Linked DNA regions of Homo sapiens: regions 2 and 3 are each linked to region 1. The links are chromatin contacts, found by Hi-C or POLR2A ChIA-PET in ENCODE. All regions are on one chromosome and are shown on one strand. The core of a region is the stretch at or near the end of the contact, and the rest is flanking DNA. Distances in the headings are between cores, read along the strand shown.

Region 1 (5,169 bases), core at 724-3,223:
TTTTTTTTTTTTTGAGACATGGTTTCACTCTGTGAGCTGAAGTGCAGTAGCACAATCATAGCTCACTGCAGCCTCAACCTGGGCCCAGGCTTAAGTGAGCCTCCCACCCCAGGCTCCTGAGTAACTGGGACCACAGATGTGCGCGGCCACACCCAGCTAATTTTTAAAATTTTTGTAGAGATTGGGTTTCACCATGTTGCCCAGGCTGGTCTCAAACTCTTGGGCTCAAGTAATCCTCCCGCCTCGGCCTCCCAAAATGCTGGGATTGCAGGCTTTCTTGAAGAGTGTTTGCCAAATACATTTGCCCCCAGGACCCTTTTTTGTTCACCCCACCCACGATCACTCAGGAGCACATTTTGGGAAATGCTCACCCCTACAATAAAGTCCAGAATCTGTAGCTGGCACTCTGGCCCCAGCCTACGAGTCTCAGCCAACCCATCTCCTCTCCTCCCAAAGGAACTCCTCTCCATATCTTAAAAGGCATAGCCCACAGCTGCCTCCACCTGCTGGGGTGCCAGTGTCCCGGGGCCACCCGTGTCCTCTCCCCACCTCCTAACCACAGCTCCTGCTTCTAACAGTGTCCTTGAGTATCCCTGGATGCCTGTCCTCCCTCATCCCCTTTTTGAGGGCATTCCTGCATCTCTGAATTGCCATCGTGAGGCCATGGAACACCACATTTGGCAACAAGCCAAGGGGACAGGCCTGGCCAATGAAGAGCTCTCGGAACCTGAGGCCCCACTCTCAGCTTCCCTACCCCGCGGGGACTCTGCCTCAGGCAGCAGAAGAGCAAGAGACAGGATTGGAGATGGAGACGGGGGTGGGGCGACAATCCAGCACCGGCACCTCCCACAGGCGGGGACCAGAGGCTGCCCTCTTCGCTGAGCCGGGCACTGGGTGAATGAATGATCAATGACAGTTCTTAGAAGCTCCCTCCTTTGCTACCCCCACCCCTCGCCCCAATCCCAGGCACATTCCCCACTAGGGAATTGGCCACATCCCAAGTCAGACACATCCTGGCTACAGCTGGCTCTGGGCCGGGCACCCCCGGGGCAGCCGGGCAGGGCGGGGTGTCCTGGAGAGCCGCGGATGGGCCTCACACCCAGGCTGGGCCAGGACACCCCGTCCTTGGCCGAGGCCCAAACCGGCTCTGTTTACAGAATCTGTCAGCTCTGTTTCCCCCTCCCCCACCCACCACTTCCCCTAGAGTCCTGGGGGCTGGGAAAGGTGCAGGCGGGGCCTGAGGGAGCTTAGGCGGCTGCCAAATCCCTGCGGCCCCATCAGCCCCTCTCCCCATCTTGGCTCCTAAGATCTATCCGCCCCAGTTCTCCAGTCTTCTGGTTTCCTCTTCAAAGCGTCGGGTGGCACTCCACCCCTGGGGAATGTGCATTTTGAGACAGATCTGGAGAAACAATCCTTACCCCCAAGGAAAATTTAGCTAACGGTGGAAAGATAGGCACCGTGCCGCCAGGGGCCCACAAGCTCGGGCTTTCTGGAACTGCTCCAGCCAGCCAGGAAGGAGACCTCCCTCCTTCCCTGGGACCCCAAGCCGATGGGCCCCTGGGAGTATTTCCAGAACTGCTGGAGGAACTTGGCGCAAGTTAGGTGTAGCCTGGCAGGCGGGCTGAGGGCTTTCGGGAGCAGCGAAGTCCGGAGATAAGGCCAACCGCTTGCAGGGCCGCCGTGACTCAGCTCCCGCCGGCCGCAAGGAAGCTCCGCGGCCCCCTCGGAGCAGGACGAGGAGGAGGGGCGATGGGCAGAGGCGGAGCCTGGGACGCCCCGCCCCCCGCTCCGGGAAGGACGACCCACCACACCCAGCTTCCCAGAGGCGCCCGGATTTCCCACGGGTTTCCCCGCTTGCTGTATATAATAACAAAGGCTGGCACTTTCTGAGCGCTCGCTCTGTGCTAGGCACTTCACAGGTCACTTGTTTGTTATCCCCAACAAGCCTCAGAAGCAGGTGCCATATGACCTCCACTTACAGACAAGGAAACAGGCTCTGAGAGGCCAAGTGACTTGCACAAGGTCACACGGCTACTGAGTGGTGGGGGCTGCAGCTTCCAAGCGCCCAGACCCCTCCTGCCCCTTCCCAGCCCCTATGTCCCGCTTTGAGAGGGGCCAGTGGGTCTCCTGGTGGTACCTTACTGGGCAAAACCAAGAACCTGGACATCTCCTGGCCTGGGAGCTAACTCAATGCAAGTATGTCATTTGGAGGCAAGTCCAGTCTGGTTTTAGGTGATGGCAAAGTTCCCAGCTCTAAGCTCCCCTTGACCTCCACTCTGAGGGAAACTCTTGGGCACAAGGATGGCCCCCTGACCCTCCTCCAGAATACTGCCCACACCAACACCCAGCCCTGCCCTCTGGAGGGATGAGTCTCCATCCAGAAAGCCCCTGGCTTGCTCACAAGTTAGCCCCTGAAACCTGCGGACTTGACAAGTGAGCAACAGCAGGCCCTCGTCGCTGCCACTGCCACTGGCTGGCCCCTGCCCATAGGTCAGTGCCAGGACAATGCTACAGAAAGCCAGTCTGAGCCCCAGGAGGGGTCAAGGAGCAAAGGGCAACCTGCACCCTAGGGCTGCTCTGCAAGGTAGTGAGCTGTCTGTCGTTTGGGGTGGGGGAGCACCTATGAAAGAAACAATTCAAAAAGAGGGGAGGATGAGATAACCTTTCAAACGCCAAACTCCTCTCTTCTATGAGGCAGGCAGTATACAAGTGAGTGGCTTATCTGACAACTGCTTAGATGGAAACTTTCCACTTTGGGAGGCCAAGGTGAGAGCGTTGCTGGAAGCCAGGAGTTTGAAACCATCCTGGGCAACAAAGCAAGACCCTGTCTCTGCAAAAAATTTAAAAATTAGCCAAGGCTGGACATGGTGGCTCACTCCTGTAATCCCAGCACTTTGGGAGGCCAAGGCAGGCAGATAACTTGAGGTCAGGAGTTTGAAACCAGCTTGGCCAACATGGTGAAACCCCATCTCTACTAAAAATACAATTAGCAGGGTGTGGTGATGCACACCTGTAATCCCAGCTGCTCCGGAGGCTGAGGCAGGAGAATTGCTTGAACCCAGGAGGCGGAGATTGCAGTGAGCCGAGATTGTGCCATGCCAGCCCGGGCAACAGAGCGAGACTCCTTCTCAAAAAAAAAAAAAAAAAAAAAAGGTAGTCGAGCATAGTGGCATGCACCAGTACTCCCAGCTACTCAGGATGCTGAGGCAGGAGGGTTGCTTGAGACCAAGAGTTTGAAGCTGCAGTGAGCTGAGAGTGCACCACTGCACTCCAGCCTGGGCGACAGAGTGAGACCCTGTCTCTAAAAATAAAATAAATAAATGAAGGAGACTCTCCCACTTCCTTCCCTTTTGACCTCTTTCTGCTGGGCCCTGTGGACTTCCTCCTGGAGACTCAGAAAACATTGGAAATAAGGGTACTCCCATGTGCCCCTGCCTCTGTTTGCCACTGTCTCAGTAACCAGTGCGTGGGCTCTGGGAGGCTCTGATTCATGGGAAGAAAGGAAGGGAGGGATGGAGGGAGGGAGGAGGAAGTCTTGAGATGAGACGCTGCTCTGTGGTTGAGTTGGTCTGACCTGGGCCCCAGTCCTAGCTCCAACCTCTTTTCCCAAATATGTGACTTTGAAAAATACCGCTTCACTCCCAGAGCTTCCATAAAATGAGAGAAATGCTTTGCTATAAATTAGATTTTTCTGCCAACCAGGATAATTCAAGAATTTCCCCTTGACATTCTCGAGATCAACCACCCTTCTGGTGAGAGTTGTTGATAGCAACCAGTGACCATGGTGGGCAAATGGTCAAATAAGTGACAGTGCCCAGTGGGCAGCCCAGCTCTACGTAGACATCATACTTGGCAGCTCTGTGTGGAGGAGGTAAGTCCCCAAGGACAGGCAAGTTTGGGTGCGAGAGGAGGGAGAGAGAAAGGGAACTGAGTAGGGGCTACAGAAGATGGGTTTCTTGCAATGGGAGGGGCTGTGGTCTGGGAATAGGGGACCTGTGTCCTGAAGATACTACTGGCCACCGCTTCTGTGTACACGGCATAGCATGAAGTGCTTCACACGCATTGTCACATTTAGCTCTGTCTGTAAGGCAGGTACTGTTATTACCCCCACTTTACAGATGCAAAAATCAAGGCTTGGAGAGGTTAAGAGATTTGCCAGTGGACGAGCCAGGCAGGCTGACTCTGGAGCCCTGTCCTGCCAGGTTCTGGTTCTGGTGCCTCGCCCTTGCCCTATCTCCTTCCCCCACGGTTGTCTTGGAGGCTGATACCCAATGGCCAGACCAATTGTGCCCAGTCCTCCAAGATCCCCACCTTTGCCTGACATGCTCTGTCTCCCCCTTCTAGCTGCCCTGTCCGGCCAGGGTAGCTTTGGTTGTGTTGGGTCTTGTGCAGAGAGAGCAGGGTTGACAGGGACTAGGATCAAGGCCCCAACTTACTGGAGACAGGATGTAGGAAAGGCCCTGTGGCTGGTGCTGTATCTTGCACAGCAAAGGAAGACCGGGAGGGTCTGTTACCCTGTTACCTGAACCCAGATCTGGTTTCAGAAGGATTGAGGAAGGTTTTAGACAGTTTTTCAGGGAAGCTGTAAGGCTGAGGCTGCCCCAGCTACAAGATGATACTGGAGGATGCCAAGGCCTTCTCAGGACCCCCACATTCTCATGTCGGAGTCGTGGTCTGGCCTGAGCCATCTCCTGGAGGATGGACTGCATTGCAGTCCTCCCAGCCTCCATGCAGTGGTACTGAGACCCCAAAGAGGGGCCCCATCCCCTTTGGTTTGAAGAGCTCCATCCCTGCCCTCTCACCTCCACTCTCAGTCGACTCTTCATCTTTCCTTGGAAACAAATCACTCCCAACTTCAAAGCATCGTAATTCCGCTCAAAGAGCAATCTCGAGAATGTCAAGGGGAAATTATTGAATTATCCTGCTTGGCAGAAAAATCTAATTTATAGCAAAGAATTTCTCCTGAAGTTTTAATAGTTTTTTTTTTCCTCCGATGGATTTTAATGCACAATTGTTTCCCAAGCTTGGAAATCTAGTTTGAAGCACTGACATCACTTTCCAGTTCTTGATTTATTGCTAGCTCTCTGCTTTTGAGCCTGGTAGGAAACCCAACATCCTATTTTCCCTTGAACTTGAGAGTACTGCACTCTCTGGTCAGCCTGTCTGACC
Region 2 (5,169 bases), core at 726-3,225, 99 kb after region 1:
TAATTTTAAAGCTATTAACTGTATGCTGTTATCAGTTCTGTAGCTCTGGATTATGAGTTCATTGAGGGCAGGGACTCAGTTTGGTTCATCTTTGTCCTGGGCAAATTTTTTTATTTTTTGAGACAGAGTTTTGCTCTGTCACCCAGGTTGGAGTGCAGTGGTGTGAACAGGGCTCACTGCAGCCTTGACCTTCTGGGCTCCAGTAATTCTCCTTCAGACGCCCAAGTAGCTGGGACCACAGGTGTGCACCACCATGCCCGGCTAATTTTTTGTAGAGATGGAGTTTTGCCCTCTTGCCCAGGCTGGTCTGGAACTCCTGGGCTCAAGTGATCTGCCCACCTTGGCCTCCCTGGGATTACAGGTGTGAGCCACTGTGCGCAGCCTCCTTGCAAATATTTAGCCCACAACAAATAATATGCTTACACCAAGTTTGAGCCCACTATAAGATTTACTATGACATTCTTATTTATAGAAGGTATTTTATATTGTGGTTGAATAACTTTCTTTTTTTTTTTTTTTTTTTTTTTGAGATGGAGTCTCGCTCTGCCACCCAGGCTGGAATGTAGTGGTGCGATCTCCGCTCACTGCAAGCTCCGCCTCCCGGATTCACGCCATTCTCCTGCCTCCGCCTCCCGAGTAGCTGGGACTACAGGCGCCCGCCACCACGCCCAGCTAATTTTTTCTATTTTTTAGTAGAAATGGGGTTTCACCGTGTTAGCCAGGATGGTCTCGATCTCCTGACCTCGTGATCCGCCCGCCTGGGCCTCCCAAAGTGCTGGGATTACAGGCGTTAGCCACTGCGCCCGTCTGAATAACCTTCAAAGAAAAGACAATTCTGAATATTTTAGGTGATCAATGAAAACGATGACCACTTCTCCTTTCTCTCAATATAAACCCTAGCAGCATAGAAAAAACTTGAGAAGCTTCAAAAATACTAATTTATTTACGCTATCCCAATTAAATCAGGTGCTCTGGCATTGGGGCAGGGGTGTGGAGGTGGGGGTTGGGATGCTTTCTAAAAGCTCTCCAGGTGTGATTTAAATATGCATGCTGGGTGGGACCCACCAGACTAGATTTATTAAATAATGCCTTTCCTCTTATTTAGCGGAAGCATAGCGAGATTTCGCTTTTTTACATTTAACTCATTTTATAGAAGAAAGCAAAGAAAGCCCTATTCAATAAAGAAAGCACTCCCTAGGCACTTGGTCTAGTGATATGGTGGTTATTCATTAGGGACTGTCATTCCAGTTGAACTCTATGTCTACTTAAGCAGTTAGACACTGGCCTCTTTATTTCCGTGCTCTTGTACATCATTTCGTATATGGTGGAACTCTTCGAATTACTTGCTTTCCTAGAGTTTGACATGTGGTGAGGGAGGTTTTTTTTCTTTAAAAAAGATTACTAGCAGTTGGAAAAAATTAAAAGGCATATGGCAAGTGTTCAAGAAAAGTTTTTGATTTAAGAACCATCTTGACCGGGGGCGGTGGCTTACGCCTGTAATCCCAGCACTTTGGGAGGCCGAGGCAGGCGGATCACCTGATGTTGGGAGTTCGAGACCAGCCTGGCCAACATGGTAGAAACCCCGTCTCTACTAAAAATACAAAATTATCCGGGCGTGGTGGCACACGCCTGTAATCCCAGCTACTCGGGAGGCTGAGGCAGGAAAATCACTTAAACCTGGAAGGAGGAGGTTGCAGTGAGCCAAGATCAGCGACACTGCAGTCCAGCCTGGGCGACAGAGCTAGACTATCTCAAAAAAAAAAAAAAAAAAAAAAAAGATGCAGATCCTTCCTATCCACATTCAAAAGCAACCTTGTGAGGAGGCTCAGCTGCGACAGCAATCTGTACTCCCCTCCCCCATTCCCAAGCACAGCACTCTTCCACCTTGCGCCTACCCAGAGTAGGTTTCCGTTTCTTCCCACTTCCCCTTCCGGGTCGGGACCCTGCCCATGTTCCGGTCTTGCGCACGAGTCTAGAACGCAGCAACTCCGCCGGCGTTTCCATGGTGGCAAGTGGCCGGTTCCTTGCGGGGCTGAGCAACAAAGTAGTATCAGTGTTCGGTGGCTCCACTGGAACTACGCAGAGCCAGACCAGCGGGACCACAGAATGGGCTGAGGCGGCGGCGGCTGTTTGGATAAAGTCAACAGCGGGACGTGGGGCGTGACGCCGGTCCGGCATCCTAAGACGTGTGGTTTGAGTTGCGGGCGAGACCAGGCTTTTTTTAGGACCTTGGGCCTGATAAGTGGGCGACTGCAGTAGTGCGGGAACCTATTATTTGACAGGAACATGACAGGAAGTGTAGGGACCCCATGCTTGATGGATGGTGACTTATAGTGTGGTAGTCTCAGTGTTGATGGGCATGACCGAGACAGCAGGAGTACCCCTAAGTTCTGGTGAGAGGTGGAGCCTCAGAAGGACACCTTACTCAAGCTGTCTTTAGTTCCCAAAGACAAAAAGGCTCAGTGGAAAAGATTCCTTTTTTTTTTTTAATGTCTCTATATTTGAGACTGTGGGTTTATTGTGGATATGCATTATCTAGTTTTAATAAATAAAAGTATAAACGTTTAACATTTTCCATTTTCTTTCTTTATTTCTATAAAGTAGTAAAAGCCCAGCTTGAAAATGGAGATGTATGAAACCCTTGGAAAAGTGGGAGAGGGAAGTTACGGAACAGTCATGAAATGTAAACATAAGAATACTGGGCAGATAGTGGCCATTAAGATATTTTATGAGAGACCAGAACAATCTGTCAACAAAATTGCGATGAGAGAAATAAAGTTTCTAAAGGTTTGCTTCTTTTGCCTTAATCATCTAAGTCAAAAGAAAAAATTGTTATGGAATAAAAAATTGCATAAAATATTTTAGTTCACACGTACTGATTCATATTATGGAGAAACAAGTGTAATACTCTATCTTATCTACATTTTGTAATTTTATAGTGATACAAGATATATGTGTTTTGGGGTATGTAACAAAAGCTACACCAATATTGTTTAATAATTATTCAGAAATATTCAAGTATAATACTTAATAAAAATTTCTGCTATGTGCAAGGCATGGTGCTAGGTACTGAGACTATAAGGAGGTAAAAGATAGTTCCTGCCCTTAAAGACTTCTATAATTTAATCAGAAAGGAGAGTATATGAAAATCATACTGAATAAAAAGTGGCTCATAATAAATGCCAAGGAATCAACACAAAGTCCTTTCCCTGGTAGGGAAAGTTTTTTTGAGGAAATGGGACATGAATTTGGCTTTGAAGGATGTGGAGGGTTTAGATAAGAGGGAGAAACTGTTGTGTTCTAGGTTAGAGGAACAACATAAACTCAAAAGAGACTAAAGAAGGACAAAGGATAAAGGGCAAAGTGGAAAGGACAAAGAGCAAAGACATGTGCCTGTAGAGTTTTCTGAGCAGAATTGGAAAGAGGTATATTAGAACAGTAAATTGGAGGTAGATTTTAAAGTCTTTTAGGCTAAGGAGTCAAAACTTGATTTTGTAAGAGGTGGAAAGTCGTGAAGGTTTTGAATTCAGTGTAAAGAAATGTAAATTTTAATCTACCACTATTGTGCAGAATAGATTGGAGGACTAAGAGTAAAAATAGGTCTGTTAGGAGTTCAATTAAGGAATTTTGGAAAATGTCTGAGGACCCTTGCTAAAATGCAGCAATGTGAATGAAAAGTAAAGTTAGAACATGCTGTATTGTAAAAAACAAAAAAAAAAGACATGAGGCCGGGTGCGGTGGCTCACGCTTGTAATCCCAGCACTTTGAGAGGCCGAGGCGGGTGGATCACCTGAGGTCAGGGGTTCAAGACCGTCCTGGACAACATAGTGAAACCCCGTCTCTACTAAAAATTAAACAAAAAAAATTAAGGCCGGGTGCGGTGGCTCACGCTCCCAGCGCTTTGGGAGGCTGAGGCGGGTGGATCACGAGGTCAGGAGATCGAGACCATCCTGGCTAACGCGGTGAAACCCCGTCTTTACTAAAAAATACAAAAAATTAGCCGGGCGAGGTGGCGGGTGCTTGTGGTCCCAGCTACTGCGGAGGCTGAGGCAGGAGAATGGCGTGAACCCGGGAGGCGGAGCTTGCAGTGAGCCAAGACAGCGCCACTGCACTCCAGCCTGGGCGACAGAGCAAGACTCTGTCTCAAAAGAAAAGGAAAAAAAAAAAAAAAATTAGCCAGGCATAGTGTCGCGCCCCTGTAATCCCAGCTACTTAGGAGGCTGAGGCACGACAATCGCTCAAACCCAGAAGGTGGAGGTTGCAGTGAGCCGAGATCACGCCACTGCACTCTAGCCTGGGCGTCAGAGTGAGACTCCATCTCAAAAGAAAAAAAAAAAGGGCGCTGTGGCTCACGCCTGTAATCTCAGAACTTTGGGAGGCTGAGGCAGGCAGATCACCTGAGGTCAGGAGTTCGAGACCAGCCTGGCCAATGTAGTGAAACCCCCATCTCTACTAAAAATACAAAAATTAGCCGGGGATGGTAGTGCATGCCTGTAATCCCAGCTATTCGGGAGGCTGAGGCAGAAGAATTGCTTGAACCCAAGAGGAGGAGGTTGCAGTGAGCCGAGATCACACTATTGCAGTCCAGCCTGGGCAACAGAGCAACACCTTGTCTAAAAAAAAAAAGACATGAAAGAGTGTAGAAGACTATAGAAAGACTATAGAAGGAGTCAAAGGTCTCTGAGGTTCAGTGATTGATACAATTGATAGAAATACGAAAGACTCAAAAGAGACATGGTTTGGGAAGTACTTCAATTTTGGAAATGTTGAATTTGAGGTGACAGGAGTACATTTAAGTAAAGATTACCAGTAGGCTTTTAGAAATGAGGAACAATATCAGGAGAGATCAGGGAAGAAGACAGAATCCTATGTAGGTGTGACAGTTCAGCCCAGGAGAAACAACTGAGGAGTGTGGAGAAAGGAGCATTAACATTCCTTAGGGTTGGGGTAGAAAATTAATGATTTTAAAAATATTTAAATAAGTATGTATTCTATTTATTGGAATCTATTTACATCCTTTAAGGTTTATGATCTTGACGATATAGTATAGCTGTTTCATATGCAGCAGATGTTCTTGTTTGCTTTATCTGATACAAAAATAATATTTTCTTCTTTCTTTGTAAGTCTATATGAGATATGATGGATCAATTTGCCTTCTTTCTCTCTCTT
Region 3 (5,169 bases), core at 1,700-4,199, 76 kb before region 1:
GGCTCACTCGCCTGGGGTCACAGATGTCCTCGGGCAAAGCCTGGGTGTTTTGGCAAAGCCAGGCTGCACCTCCCATAACAGACACCTTCCTGTGTAGCACCTGCATCCTGCTGACAAAGGACAAGCTCCCCAGGGACAGGGCCTGTGCTTTCTGTCCCCAGCACTGAGCTAGGCCCACTAGGTACTCTTAAGCACTTGCTGATTTTGATCAGCATCAGCAGCTCCCGGTCCAGAGACCCAGGCCTCTGCCCACTGGCTGACTTCTGGGGACTCTGACTTCCTGAAAATGCAGCTTTCTACCTCAAGACAGCCTGCTTGGGGAAACCCCCACCGCTTGGCCTGCCCTTCCGCCTGTGTCTCTGCCCAGGCCAGAGGAGGACACTACCTCAAACAGTAGCCCTCCAAAACATGCGGCTGGCCTCCAGGTCTCTCCCAGAACTGTCCTTCACACCTCCGGCAAGTCCGGGGTGGGGCAAAAATTTGTTAATTCCCCAGCCCCTGTGGGAAGGACATGGAGTGGTGGACTGCCCCCACCCACACTCCCTGACGTTGCTTAGATCTTTGAACCAGGCTGGAGAGCCTCCCTCCCTCTCCTTCAACCTAGCCACAGCTTCCACTCCCCACCCCCTCAAAAATACTCAAAGAAGCTTCCAGGGAACAACCAAGCCAGGAACTCCTGTTTTAGGCAAAGGGAAGGGAAAAGTCTATGGCAGTTGTCTTTTTGCTTTTTTTGCTTTTTTTTGTTTTTGAGACAGAGTCTTGCTTTGTAGCTCAGGCTGGAGTGCAGTGGTGCAATCTCGGCTCACTGCAACCTCCGCCTCCTGGGCTCAAGTGATCCTCCTGCCTCAACCTCCTGAGTAGCTGGGATTACAGGTGTGCATCACCATGACCAGCTAATTTTTAAAATTTTTTTTAGTAGAGACAGGGTTTCACCATGTTGGCCAGGCTGGTCTTGAACTCCTGACCTAGAGTGATCTGCCTGCCTTGGCCTCCCAAAGTGCTGGGATTACAGGCATGAGCCACCGCACCGGGCCTATGGCAGTTGTTCTTAACCCTGGATCCCAATAGCAGGTCTTGTTAAAAAAGTACAGGTACTAGGGGGCACAGTGGCTCACGCCTGTAATCCCAGCACTTTGGGAGGCCGAGGTGGGCGGATCACGAGGGCAGGTCAAGACAAGCCTGACCAACATGGTGAAACCCTGTCTCTACTAAAAATACAAAAATCAGCCAGGCATGGTGGCGTGCACCTGTAATCCTAGCTACTTGGGAGGCTGAGGCAGGGGAATTGCCTAAACCCAGGAGATGGAGGTTGCAGTGAGCCGAGATCACACCACTCCACTCCAACCTGGGCGACAGGGTGAGACTCCGTCTCAAAAAAAAAAAAAGAGTACAGGTACTGGCCAGGTGCGGTGGCTCATGCCTGTAATCCCAGCACTTCCTGAGGCAGGCAGATCACTTGAGGTCAGGAGTTTGAGACCAGCCTGGCCAACATGGCTAAACCCCGTCTCTACTAAAAATACAAAAATTAGCCCGGCATGGTGGCAAGTGCCGGTAGTCCCAGCTATTCGGGAGGCTGAGGCAAGAGAATCTCTTCAACCCAGGAGGTGGAGGTTGCAATGAGCTGAGATCACACCACTGCACTCCAGCCTGGGGAACCAAGTGAGACTCCATCTCAAAAAAAAAGGCCAGGCATGGTGGCTCACGCTTGTAATCCCAGCACTCTGGGGGGCCGAGGCAGGCGGATCACCTGAGGTTGGGAGTTCGAGACCACCCTGACCAACGTGGAGAAACCCTGTCTCTACTAAAAATACAAAAATTAGCTGGACGTGGTGGCACATGCCTGTAATCCCAGCTACTCTAGAGGCTGAGGCAGGAGAATCACTTGAACCCAGGAGGCAGAGGTTGCAGTGAGCTGAGATCGTACCATTGCACTACAGCCTGGGCAACAAAAGCAAAACTCCATCTCAAAAAAAAAAAAAAAAAAAAAAAGGTATAGGTACCTAGGGTGCTACTCCAGACCATGTAAGTCAGAATACCTGGGGTGGGGTGGTATTAAAACAATAATCTCTGCTCTGTAAATTCCATTAGATTCTCAGAGATGTGTTCCACAAAGGGTTAAGCACTAACAATGGCTACACCATTTAGTGAGCCAGGCAAGGCCAGAAACTCATTGTGTAAATTATTATACTAGCTCCCTAGGCCAGGCTCAGGACTTCAGGGCCAAAAGATAGATAGCTCTGTTGGGATGCCATAGGCAGCAGAAGACAGCAGGCTGAGTTCTCAGGGGCAGCTCCACCTTTTCCTTCTACTGCCTTAAGGAGCTCCCAGGGCAGACTTCAGGCTTTGCGCACTTCCACCAAAAATCCTAGCCCAGCCTCCCAAGAATCCCAGGGCCCATGCCTTCAGCTCTCAGCTCGGAGGCCCGCACTCACTCCCCCTTCACTCTGGCTGAGGGAAGGGCCAGCCATTGGGCAAGGGCCAGATGGGAAGCTGGGCCTCCAGGCCTTAGCCCTGTCCAGGGTCCTGACTCCTGGTCAAGTGCTTTCTTCAGCCCTGAGGCACCTCACTTGCTGTAGAGTGCCCCTTGGCTTGCGCCCTTAGGGTGCACTGGGAAAGGGCAGCCCCTGAGAGGTCATCAAAGGGCATCCCTGCCTATCCCACCCAAACCCAACCCCAGCCCTTTCATAGCTGTTGGATTCACTGTGTCCCCCACCCCATCATTGCCCACATTTAGAGATGAGGAGACAAGTGAACCACGAGTTCCATGGCTCTGCAGCCACCAAGGAGGGGCTTTCCACAGCACACACATCACTCCGTAAGTGTTCCCACTGGGGACTCCTGCCACACTAAGCAAACCACATGACCAGCCTGACAGCCACCCCATAGGCTTCATACTCCAGGGGATTGAGTAGATGGGGCTCCCAGAACCCCTTTCACCAGGGTATCCAAGGCCCAGGCTCAGCAGACCATAAAGGCCCCGCCCAAGCCATTCACAGAAAGAGAAGAGAGCAGTCCGTGAGATTTAGTGCAAACATTCTCTGCCGCCAAATCCTCGCTTTCATCTCTGCCCTCTCATGAGCCAAATAACTTGGAAGCGTTCATTGATGGTTTCCTCTCTGCCCCAAGATAAGTTGGAATTTATGCCGGCCACGGCTCAACCTTGTCACTTAGAGGACTAGGAAAACCTCTCAGGCTGCTCTCCAGCCTACTGTGGGAGGAAAAGCTTGTGCTGGGCAACAGTTCAAGGGTTCTGGGCGGGGAGGACTTCATTGGCCCTTCTAGAGCCCAGGACTTGAGGTGGGGAGGTGTCTCCCAGGCAGACCTCAGAGCCTGCGGAGGCTCCTGGGCTTGGACCCAGGGCCACGTGGAGCTAGTCCCCAGCAGGGTTGGGCATCGATACTTGTACAATGGGTTTGACTATTTTTAGGTGTGGAAAGGTACAAAGGCTCTGGGCTGGAAAACCCAAGAGGCAGGGGAATTTTCTGCCCCATGCAAATTGCTCTTTCTTCTCAGCCTCCGCTGACACCTGTTTCCTCCCAGGCAGGCCTGATCCTTGGTGCAGATGGCAGCCTTGCGCCTGGGAGGTGGCCCATCCTCCCACTGGAGATTGGAGGAAGCAGAGCAAGGGCAGGAGACTGGCTTAAGTTCCCCCTGGAGTCAAGGAGATAAGCCAACCCTAGGAACTCCCCAAAACTCCCCATCCCACTTCAACTTGAACAGCTACAACAAACAGGAGATAGGTGGGATTCTCGAAAGACAGGTTCTTCATGTCTGAAATGGGCACGACAATTCTTGCCTTCCAGGACCAGGAAGGCACATAAAGGTAGCTACTGTTTTACTACTTCAACCACAGCAACTGGGGAGTCCCTGTAGTTCTCAAGACTGGGGTGAGGCTAGGCGCAGTAGCTCATGCCTGTAATCCTGACACTTTGGGAGGCCAAGGTGGGAGGATCGCCTGAGCTCAGGAGTTTGAGACAAGCCTGAGCAACACAGTGAGACCTTGTCTCTACTGAAAAAAAAAAAAAGACAAAAAAAAAAATTAGCCAGGCATAGTGGTGTGCACCTGTAGTTCTAGCTACTCGGGAAGCTGAGATGGGAGGATCACTTGAGCCTGAAAGTTTGAGGCTGCAGTGAGCCATGATTGCACCACTGCACTCCATCCTGAGTGACAGAGGGAGACCTTGTCTCAAAAGTAAAAAGGAAAAAAAAAAGACCGAGGGTGGGGAAGGTCCCAAACAACCAAGAGCCAGCAGGGCTCCCCAAGGCCCCACCTGCCTTTTGCTTCCTTGGCTGCGCTTAAGCACATCCCATCCCCCTACCAAGCAGGGCTACCCCAGGAGGGCAGTGAGAGCTTCAACACTGTCCCACCCCCACCTCCACCTCACCTCCAGCACTGCATTCCCCTCTCTTAACAGCATTCCCAGAGAAAACACTGTCTATACCCTACCCACCATGGGGCCATGGAAGTCAGGCTTGGGGGATGGGGCATCAGGTCTCAAAGAATCCCAGCCCCACCTCCCCAGGGGAGAGTCCTAGAGGAGGGCAGCTCCTGGAGGAGGCAAGGCGGAGTCCTTTTTCAGATGCAAGCCTCTGCAGAAGCCCCCCTCCAAGGGCTGGCTAAAGACAGTGGAGCCAGGACTGCATCTGTGGTGAGGTAGCATAGAGGAGGGGCCAGCATGGAGCAAAGACATCCTCTCCAACCCATGACGAGGGCCCCGCCACCAAACTCTGGGCCTTTCTGCCCTTGGCATTGTGAGCCCCAAGGATTTAAGGTCTTGGCTAAATGACCTTGCGATCCTCACTTTCCTTATTTTCAACAGGACTGAGAAATTCTGGGCTAGTTTTAATGATTAAAAAGGAGTGTCCAGCCCCAGTGCCTGGCTACTTCTTGGCTGTAGTACAGTGTCCTACTTAAGAGCCAGGATTGGCCGGGCGCGGTGGCTCACGCCTGTAATCCCAACACTTTGGGAGGCCGAGGCAGGTGGATCACCTGAGGTCAGGAGTTCAAGACCAGCCTGGCCAACATGGTGAAACCCCATCTCTACTAAAAATACAAAAATTAGGCCGGGCGCGGTGGCTCATGCCTGTAATCCCAGCACTTTGGGAGGCCAAGGCGGGCGGATCACAAGGTCAGGAGGTCGAGACCATCCTGGCTAACACGGTGAAACC

Evidence for each region. A loop is a pair of places that touch in the nucleus more often than their neighbours do. ChIA-PET counts read pairs that join two places held with the same protein, here RNA polymerase II (POLR2A). Pooled maps may share reads with other maps.
Region 2: a pooled map shows a loop between it and region 1 (6-fold over the local background). The contact joins the promoter of CDKL3 here to the enhancer-like site in region 1. A Hi-C loop is called at or near these places in 13 of 168 maps with a recorded cell type or tissue (MCF 10A, Right ventricle myocardium inferior, cardiac septum and 6 more), 3 of 37 single-sample maps with no recorded cell type and 27 of 50 pooled maps. POLR2A ChIA-PET finds 5 or more read pairs at or near these places in 23 of 52 experiments (A549, CD4-positive, alpha-beta T cell, CD8-positive, alpha-beta T cell and 15 more).
Region 3: a loop to region 1 is called in a pooled map, with 2.4 times the contacts of the local background. The contact joins two enhancer-like sites. A Hi-C loop is called at or near these places in 1 of 168 maps with a recorded cell type or tissue (endothelial cell of umbilical vein), 1 of 37 single-sample maps with no recorded cell type and 9 of 50 pooled maps. POLR2A ChIA-PET finds 5 or more read pairs at or near these places in 20 of 52 experiments (A549, AG04450, CD4-positive, alpha-beta memory T cell and 15 more).

What each region holds. Positions count from the first base shown.
Region 1 is chr5:134,462,500-134,467,668 of GRCh38, reverse strand. No RefSeq gene overlaps it. Among named protein-coding and RNA genes, the nearest start is that of LINC02999, 30 kb to the right of the region's middle. Within about 2 kb of position 1,973, at least 37 of the 41 ENCODE cell types and tissues checked have a DNase peak (open chromatin) inside an H3K27ac peak, as active enhancers do; they include CD8-positive, alpha-beta T cell, GM12878, Panc1 and 6 more, where a contact is called at or near this core.
Region 2 is chr5:134,363,977-134,369,145 of GRCh38, reverse strand. CDKL3 (cyclin dependent kinase like 3) reads left to right here and starts at 1,975. Exons shown (of 13, transcript NM_001113575.2): 1 at 1,975-2,169; 2 at 2,602-2,787. The coding sequence starts at 2,623.
Region 3 is chr5:134,539,256-134,544,424 of GRCh38, reverse strand. All of the region lies in intron 3 of JADE2 (jade family PHD finger 2), which reads right to left. Among named protein-coding and RNA genes, the nearest start is that of JADE2, 16 kb to the right of the region's middle. RefSeq lists enhancers at 25-294, 3,313-3,392, 3,403-3,642, 2,821-3,752, 3,753-4,683 and 3 more. Within about 2 kb of position 2,949, at least 3 of the 41 ENCODE cell types and tissues checked have a DNase peak (open chromatin) inside an H3K27ac peak, as active enhancers do; they include GM12878, where a contact is called at or near this core.